2 separate regions of the Homo sapiens genome follow, and region 1 is linked to region 2. A link is a loop called in an ENCODE intact Hi-C map of the cell type or tissue named here. Cell type or tissue: HCT116. All regions are shown on one strand.

Region 1 (5,000 bases), 580 kb after region 2:
GAACCAGCCCAAATACCCATCAATCAACTAGTGGATAAAGAAACTGGTATACATATACAATAGAATACTACTCAGCCATAAAAAGGAATGAATTAATGGAATTTGCAGCAATCTGGATGGAATTGGAGACCATTATTTTAAGTGAAGTAACTCAGGAAAGGAAAATCAAATATCGTATGTTCTCACTCGTAAGTAGGAGCTAAGCTATGAGAATGCAAAGGCATAAGAAAGATACAAGGGACTTTCAGGACTCGGGGAAAGGGGGAGGGGGCTGAGGAATAAAAGGCTACAAATTGGGTTCAGTGTATACTGCTCGGGTCGTGGGTGCACCAAAATCTCACAAATCACCACTAAATAACTTATTCATGTAACCAAATACCCAAATACCACCTGTTCTCTGAAAACCTATGGAAATATTTTTTTTAAAGTAGATTTTTCTAACCAACACCTACCTCGAATTACAAAACCAAAGGTATTGCCTTCTTTATGTAATGTGACCTCCACTGTTCGGAAAATAACACTTGATCCTTGCACAGCTGAATAAAGGAAAGAGAGAAGGAAATATAACTTGTAAGTCATCATAACATTTCTAAATCATTCAATGTGGCATAAAATATTACAGATCCCTGTTGCAAATAAGTTTTGAGTAATAAGCAACAATTCCTTTTCAAAGAAAATGTTTAAAAAACTGTAATGACATAAAAATACCATAAAACAGTCATCTGTATAAGTGACTCATATAGATACAAGTGGAAACAAAATCATAGCTAGCTCATTTCCTTCTATATAGTTCGTTTCTAGATAAGAGGGGGATATTTACATTGTTTAAACTCTACCTAACAAGAGAGACAATATTTATATAAGTAGAATTGTTTTCCTTTTGTAAAATGCAAAAACAATATTTTTGTAACACTTGTACAATAACTTCTGTATTTATTTTTATTTTGCAGCTGGCACAGGAAGAAAAATTATCATTCTCAGATTGCTATCAACAATTAGGCTGATGCTAATAGATGTTCTGACATATAAATAGCTATTAAACTAAGACACAGCAACCCAGATGAAACTTAGAGGGCAAAAGAAATTCTAAGTGCATTTAAAATACTACTACTATCTAAGAAACTACAGATTGACTTAATTTTACTTGATATATTATGCTTATGTTGTGTTTGCATGATTATCACTTTCATTTAACAAAATGGAATTGTATTGTCAAGCTGCAATCTCTAGTCACATTACATACATGTATGATGGTATAAGGTATATGAAGGTACATTTACTAAAATATTCTGTAAGATTGCTTACAAGAACCTGTTGAGTCATTCTAGTTGTACTATATACACCATTTCTGCATAAAAAAACCCATAAAACTTCCACAAACTGGTATTTTATCATTATGCACAGAGAAATGTTTTTATTCATAGAGACTTGTAATGTGTAGGAGAATTTTAGATCTTTATTTTGAATTTGTACCTAGTTAATACCATGTTCATTACCAAGTAACACATTTTTTTACATTGCTACTAGATCCTGAAGGGTTTATTAGATAAAACTATCAGCAAAAAGTATACAGTCAGGCCAGGCGCGGTGGCTCACGCCTGTAATCCCAGCACTTTGGGATGCCAAGGCGGGTGGATCACAAGGTCAGGAATTCAAGGCCAGCCTGGCTAAGATCGTGAAACCTCATCTCTACTAAAAATGCAAAAATCAGCTGGGCGTGGTGGAAGATGCCTGTAATCCCAGCTACTTTGGAGGCTGAGGCAGGAGAATCACTTGAACCCGCGGGGGCGGAGGTTGCAGTGAGCTGAGATCGTGCCACTGCACTCCAGCCTGGGTGACAGAGTGAGACTCTGTCTCAAAAAAAAAAAAAAAAAATATATATATATATATATATATATATATATATATATATATATATATATATACACACACACACACATACATATACATATATACATATATATACACACACAGGCAGAATCCAAAGGCATTGTTTAAAAAAACTTTTCTTACAGAAATAGCAAGTAGTTTTAGGCTTTAATTACAATTATTTTTAATTATCAGAAATTCTGAACCCTCAAGGGAAGAAACATGATTAAGAAAAGTACACATTTAAATTCATAAAACTGTCCACTATCTGGCTGGGACATAAAGTACAATAAAAATTTGGATCGGCTGAAAAACAACATAAACCTACAGTTCAAAAATGTTTTGGTATACTGCTGATTTAATTAAATGTCATATTCTTGCTATCAGGGGAATTTCAGCTTAGACTAATCAACTAGGAACAGTACTCACAAACAGATGAAAGTGTTGAGGTACAGTTTTAATTAAACAAAAAAAATTGAGTTCATTCCAAATATTTTCTTATTTCCATGGCCCAACAAGCCACTTGAAGAAATTGGTTAAGAAAATGATTTTTTTTTTGTTCTCTTGGTAAGTGAGGAAAGGAAAGGATATGGAAAGAAATAATTAATAAGAATTTACTGTGTGCTCAGAACTCTGCAAAAATGGTTTACACATATTATTTCATTTACTCAATAAATCAGCTTTCAATGACATATAATTGAATTCTAATTCTGGGCCACCTGTCCTTTTTGGCTGGGTATCTGTTATGGGAATGCAAAGTACTGCAATTTTGATTTTGCTGTAGCTAAATCTTGCTGACTATAAAATCTTACAATCAAATTTAAAGTCAATATAAAGGCTCTGTATTTTCTACAGCTTTAGATTATCTACGCTATTGTTCTCCATCATTTACAAAGATAAATTTGAATGTTGACTGCGTTTTAATACAATTAATGAAATAGATTTGGTCTTTCTTGTTTTTATTTGCATGGCTGGCTCTTCATGATTGGGTTTTCACGTGCAGTACCAGACATCCTGCATTGCCATGTAAATTTTACTAATGACTCATACATATGTATGTATACACAAAGTTCCAATTAAGGTGCTTACCCAAAAGATCAAAAAGTAGGTAGAAACCAAATTCACAATGCAAAAATTCTCCTCGGTCTTTCAATTGTGCTGTTGTCCCTTCTTTCTACATGTGGATATTCATGTACTTCTACACAGTTATTTTCCTATGGTAGATGAGGTTTTTGAAATTACAAACTCCTTCCCTGCCTCCCTATTCCCTGTCTCAATAGGAGTTGTGAACTTTCCTACCTCATTATGCTGCACTTGCCCATGTGACTTACTTTTGCCACTAGGATGTTAACAGACACAAGCAGAGGCTGGAATTGCACTTACATGGTTGTGCTTGCCCTGTTTTCCCTCTGCCATTGCCACAAGAAGAGCGTCCTCCAGGTAGCTGCTGCTCCCTCAAACTGAATCCCAGAGTAAATCACATGGAGGAGACCTGAGACTCTTTCTCCCTCTCTCCTCCTCCACTTCACCACCACCACCACCACCACCACCATCATCTGTCTATTTTAGAACTGAGAAGTCAGAAGGCTGTCAAAGGGACATGCTTTAACACATTTATTTGAGTTAAAAATGACTCCTTAGGATAGAAAGGTCATGTGAGTTAGCTAATGGAGTAACAGTGAAGAGTGCCTTTGCCAATCAGATTATAGGGCAGACTGTTTTTCATTAAATGAAGTAAACCTGTAGCTCCAAGGTTTGCATGAAAACAGAATCTAAAGACAGATAAAACAAACAATATGCTAGGAATTGCATCCTTTCTAACTATTCATGCTTATGATAATTTTAGGTGTTAACTAAAAATGGATGAGAATTATGTAACATTTCAAAATTCTTTAAGAGTTAAGTGACCAAAAAATTTGAAGGCACTGCTCTAGACCAAATTTTTATTTTTATTATTTATTTATTTTTAATTGAGACAGGGTCTTTCTATGTTGCCCAGGGTGGTCTTAAACTCCTGGGCTCAAGGGATCCTCCTGCCTCAGCCTCCCAAAGTGCTAGGATTACAGGTGTAAGCCACCACAGCTGGCCTAGACCAGCTTTTAATACATAAATATCAGGCCGGGCGTGGTGGCTCATGCCTGTAATCCCAGCACTTTAGGAGGCTGAGGCAGGTGATCACCTGAGGTCAGGAGTTTGAGACCAGCCTGGTCAATGTGGTAAAACCCCATCTCTACTACAAATATAAAAATTAGCCGGACATAATGGTGGGCACCTGTAATCCCAGCTACTCAGGAGGCTGAGGCAGGAGAATTGCTTGAATCTGAGAGGTGGAGGTTGCAGTGAGCCGAGATTGTGCCACTGCACTCCGGCCTGGGTGACAAGAGCGAAACTCCATCTCAAAACAAACAAACAAAAATACATAAATATCTAAGATACAGGTTGGTAATATTCTCTCTAAACACAGTCTCAAAGAATCACATAATTTTAAAGTCAGAAAGAGCTTTAGAGCTTATATAGACCAATCATTTTATTTTCATAAAGAAACTGAATCTTAGAAAGGGCCAAGGTCAAACCAGTTTTCTTCTATCAGATTACACACACACACACACACACACTCACACACACACACACATACACACACTCTCTCTCTCTCTCTCTTTTCTGATTCTTTCTGAACTCTGTGGTTAGCTGAGACTCAAACTGCTGTGATCCTGAGATAGCTACCAGTCTTGGCCTTGGGTCGCTTGTCTTTTAGCAGTCAGTTCTCCTTATGGACCTTCAGGTGTGGATGGCCTGTTTCTGCTCTAGCTGTCTGAGCTAAGTGAAAGGGGAACTTATTAATTCCTTCAACCACTCTCAACTCAAGTATCCGATTACTTTCTTCAAATATAGTAGAAAGAGACAGATTATTCTTGGAGAATAGACCCCTTTTGATTTCCGTCACAACAATTCACACTTTTGTGTTTAAAAATATTTTGCCCCTTTTCCATCAGCTTTATTGTATGACAGGGAAAAAGATGGTACTGCATAATGACCAAGTCACGATAGGTTTTAACTCCTAAACATTTCTGATACTCATCTCCTTTAACTCTACTAATGCTATTTTTATTTAGGATATCACTTCTCTTTTG
Region 2 (5,000 bases):
CTAAGAGTGGGAGAGGGGTGCTAAAAAAAACCCAGTGTTTGTGCGTCTTTAAGCAATATTTAAAAATATATACATATAAACAAAAACTTGACATTTTCATTAGGAGAACCCAAATATATTTAGCCTCTCATCCTTTAACTGTACAAAAATCAAGAGAAAGTAAATTGATAATTCTGTGCATTTGAGTCAAAGGATGAGGCAGAGTTCACATTTGCATCACAGGCTGTGAACTATAGATTAATCACTTTATGTGGTTTGTTAATATTGATTCAGCCCTTGTGCTTAGTGTCATAGGGAAGATGAGTCAAACAAAGAAAAACAGTCACTGCATCTGAGAAATGTATTTATATGTATATGCCTGTGTCCTATCCAGTGGTATGCTGGAACCAGCCCTTGTGAGCAAATAGTGAACATCTCTTCTGAATTCTGTGTTCAGTGATGTCAAGTAGGTAGCTTGAAATCCACTATGGTGGGAGTATTTACACCATGGAAAGTGACAAATACTACAAATCAGGACTTTTTTTTTTCCTGAGGAGCAAGTAGTTAAACATTTACCTCCCCAGCATGGCCCCACCCTTCAGCGATTCTGTTTATTTGGTCTGGAGATCCATCATATTTTTTATGAACTCCCTAAGTGAGTTTAATATGCAACTAGAGATGAAGACACTCCATGAAAACACATGAGAAGATGTCTGAACATTTGTTGAGCAAATGACCACAGAATGTCAATGTGTATGGGACACACGGGGGATACAGATGAATGAGTGGAATGCCTCAGGTTATCAAGGGGATGATAAGACTGGAATTTTCTTGTTTTGTTTGATTTTGTTGTTGTTGAGTTGCAGAAGGGAAAACTGAAACATAAATTAAGGGAAAGAAATTACAGATGAGATGAATGGCATATAGAAAGGTAGAGAGGCAAGAACAAATACATCATAGGTGGAGATTATTAATATGGCTAGAACTGATTGCAAGTTGGACATTAATACATCAAGAAATAATATAAGTGAAATCACAGTTGTTTTTCCCAAGAGAATTCAGAATCTCAAAGAAGCCACAAGTGGATTGAGTTGATCTTCAAGGATCAATCTGGCTATCTTACAGACCCTGTTCCAGATTTGCCCTTTATAGGAGAGTTCAGACTCAGAATTATAAAAAAGAACATGAGCTCATTGGGCTACCTAATTTATATTGTGTAATGACACAGTGATGAATTATATAAACATGAAAACTACGTGAAAGTTCGTGGAGGATAATGTAAATTTTACACTACATTCAAAAGAATCTCTTCCTTTTCCATCTGTTTCTTTCAAAATACCCTCCCAGATGGCTTTCCCATGAGGCAATCTGGATTAACTCAGCCTCATATCCTTCCTTCAACAGCACTTTGAGGGGTTACATTCAGAATCGCTTTTGAGGTGGTAAAAATTTTAGCACAACTAAATATTTTACATCTAAAGAAAAGGGCTCAGCAGTGTGTAAACAGACCTACGTTTTTCTTTCTGGCCCCATCACTGGGCTAATTAATTTCTCTTTGCTCTATTTATCCATCTAGGAAATGGGATAATAATAATGCCTTTTCCCTTACTCCCAAGAACATTACAAGAGATGCATAATTATATAAATTCCAGGTAGCATTATTACATTCTGACTTATTTTTGACTGTTAAGTTTTTCATTTCCAGAGATTTATAGTCTCAAAAATTCTAGAATCCTGATTTATTCCAAAGTACTTCCTCTTTGACGTCAAGTGTTTTCATTGAATGTTTTTTAAGGCAGGAATTTTTTAGCTGGAGGAAATTTTCTAGTAATTGCTCCATCCTACTGTTAGGGCTAAAGCATTCAGAATCATCTTCCTAGCATTTATGTCACACGTATACAGAATTACAAAGGCTCTGTGGTGAAGTATCCTCATACTGCCCAATGCTGAAGTCTCCTCAGAACTTCAAGAATGGCCCTTGTTGAACCTGGGGTACAAAGCAGCAGAGTTTATTCTGAGGAGACAAATTCAGAATTATGATAAATCTCAGCACCTGCATACGCACTTGTGTTTGTGTATACAAGTACATGCATCTAGAGAGAAATGAAAAGTGAAGGACCACCCTGTTGCAGGGGTTTGTGTTTGCGAAATCCACCAGGTGTCATCAGCTGCAAACATCAAGTGTGTCCCATAATCCTAATGGGAGAGTTAATAGTCTCTTAAAAATCTAAAGGGGAAAATCTGTAATATGTACGTTAACTTTTTTCTAAAATTCCAAAACCAATGAAAACAGCTTACAAAATAACTCTACTATATTTCCACTTCAAGTGATAAACAATAAATTGAAATCAGCTAATTACAAATAAATAGAAATGAGGCTGGGTGCAGTGGCTCACACCTGTAATCCCAACACTTTGGGAGGTCAGGAGTTCGAGACCAGCCTGGCCAACATGGTGAAGCCCCATCTCTACTAAATACACAAAAATTAGCCGGGCGTGGCGGCGGCCATCTATAATCCCAGCTACTCGGGAGGCTGAGGCAGGAGAATCACTTGAACCTGGTTGGCGGGGGAGGGTTGCCGTGAGCAGAGATTGTGCCACTGCACCCCAGCCTGGGTGACAGCGAGACTCCATCTCAAAAGAAAGAAAGAAAGAAATAGAAAGCAGCTCGTTTTTTAGCAATTTGAGCAGTTGAATTCTCAGTCATATGAATTACATTCTTCAGTAGGAAATGGTGGTAGGTTTTTCTTTTTCTTTTTTTAAAAAAAGAAACACCATAAAAGTACCAGATTATTATTATTATTAGAGGGTGCTTTGTTACTCAAGTTTTTACTTTGATAAAAATAAGTGTCTCTCCAACTGAGATGTCTAAAAAAGTTTCGCTAGTTTATCAGGTATTTGATCGTTTATTGCTATTTCCCTTTTAAGGCTTTAATCTGAGACTTGAAGGGACTCCCTAAATGTAATTCAGACATTTTTCTCTCACCTTTCTTCTACCCAAAGGGAAAACAGGTTTTTAAAATCCTAACAGCTCTCCACCCTTTCAATCCACTTTCCCCATTGTTGTACAGCCCTGGCAAACGATGCCTCTGGCAATTAGGACAGGTATAAACCTGCTCCTTTTCAATTTCCCAATGAGAGAATTGCAAAGTTTTCAGTTTCTAAAAGACTGGAAACAAAGCTTTCTGTTTCAAAAAAAGAGTTTTTACTTGCAAGTAACATCTTCTGTGGGTGGTGTGCACCCGGGCAAAGAAATCTCAGTAAGCCTTGATTATCACGGGATTTCTTCCCCCTCAAAATAAAATGTTGAATGTTTTTACAGAGACTTCAAGGGCAGTTTTAAGGATGTTTATATTTCAGACAACCTAAACATTGTTTGGAGCAAAATGAGAGATTTCATTTTGGGACAAGCAAGTTGATGAATTGCAGTCAGCATCTCGTTCTCAAAGAAGGCATTTTTACTGGGGGCTTTTAGTCTAGACATACAAAGAGGGAAGGAGGAAAGGGGAAAGCATTCTCACTCTAACACTCGTCTTTTACATGGTACCTTGGCCAGTGCAGTAAATAGTTCATAATAAATCAGACTTACAAATACTCACTCGTCTACTCACTCAAGGAGCATAATGATTTATACTGCCTAAGTCACAAAGATTACCGATGTATTTATTTTCTTGCTTATGCACTTTCAAGCTAGTAAAACATCTTGTGGGCCAGTAAATGTTTAGTACCAACTGGCAAAACATGAAGAATCATATCAAAGGTTGCCCTAAGTTGCACGGTTTTGTTGTATAGGAAATACTTTTTGACTTAACCTCTGACCTCTGACATCACCAAGGTCAAGGGAAAAGGAGAGAGCAAAGTAGAAACCAAGGTTTAACCCTTAATAAAGTAGCTCAAGGACATAGAAGCACAGGGAAATTGGAGGGCAGAGGAAGCGTATCAAAATGATTATTAACTGTAAACAGATGAAGTAATTAGCTTAGCTAACAGTTGTAATACAGGAATATTGGCAGGATGAAGTCAGCGGTTCTTGGCAGGAAATGTTTTATAGAGATGACAACTTCTAACAGAAGTGAAAGAACATCAATCAATTTAGGGCAACTTATAAAACTCCAAAAAGCAAAATTTAGTGTTTCTGGACTTGACAAATTTGCTGTGAGAGTTTTTTTTTTAAGTATGACTGTTTCTGTGTGGGGAAGTCTGTGGATTAGGCTCAAAACAAAATGGCAGTGGCTGCCTGCATTTCCTCTTCATATTGCAGAATTTTCCTCTACATTTTGATGTGTACTGGATAAAAACCAATTGTTTACTCAATATATAATCTTTCTTCTTACTCTCCAAACTTGCTGACCCAAATTAATGTGGAACAAATAGCAACTGGCTTTAAAACCTGGTCTTTCTAAGAAAATCCTTAATGGTTGCATAGAAATATGTTGCATTGCCTCAGACACTTACATTCAGGAAATGTTTGCTGGACACTCAGATGTCTACAGAGAAATTGTTAACTTACTGTTATTGATATTTTTATAATCTTACTCAAAAGTCATAACTCAGGATAATGAAAAATGTTTGGTGCAATAATGATTAAAATCCACAAATATTCTGTTCCCTGGCCGCAAATACAACACCTATGCAAAATTTTACACATCTACAAAACAAAGGGAAAAGGTTTTTCCTAGTCTATGCCATTAATAAGCACATCTGGAATATAACCCTTAAGCAGTCTTTAATCATAATTTAAAGCTACTTTGCATAAAAATAAGAACATTCCACAACAGCTGTGGAAACATTGAAATAAATTTTCTTCTTCTGGGCCGGGCACGGTGGCTCATGCCTGTTATCCCAGCACTTTGGGAGGCCCAGGCAGAAGTATTCCTTGAGCCCAGGAGTTTGAGACCAGCCTGAGCAACATAGTGAGACCCCATCTCTATTTAAAAAAAAAAAAAATTACCTTCTTTTGAATACTTTGTTTATGCAAAAATCCTTTTGCTTTCTTTAGCTATTTTTTTAAATGCAGTGTTC

Evidence for each region. Hi-C counts contacts between places; a loop is a spot of excess contacts. Peaks named below come from ENCODE experiments on the same cell type or tissue, not always from the same donor. Only the 100,000 strongest peaks of a DNase experiment are listed, where the experiment ranks them.
Region 1: it touches region 2 in a loop (3-fold over the local background); 1 of 110 quality-filtered maps calls a loop at or near these places.

What each region holds. Positions count from the first base shown.
Region 1 is chr12:66,529,379-66,534,378 of GRCh38, forward strand. GRIP1 (glutamate receptor interacting protein 1) reads right to left here. Exons shown (of 25, transcript NM_001366722.1): 5 at 453-536. Among named protein-coding and RNA genes, the nearest start is that of GRIP1, 150 kb to the right of the region's middle. In HCT116, no CTCF peak of the experiment used is centred here; no DNase peak of the experiment used is centred here; H3K27me3 peaks cover 336 bases.
Region 2 is chr12:65,952,568-65,957,567 of GRCh38, forward strand. All of the region lies in intron 4 of HMGA2 (high mobility group AT-hook 2), which reads left to right. Among named protein-coding and RNA genes, the nearest start is that of HMGA2-AS2, 6.4 kb to the left of the region's middle. In HCT116, a CTCF peak has its summit at 2,122 (motif pointing right); no DNase peak of the experiment used is centred here; H3K27ac peaks cover 1,193 bases.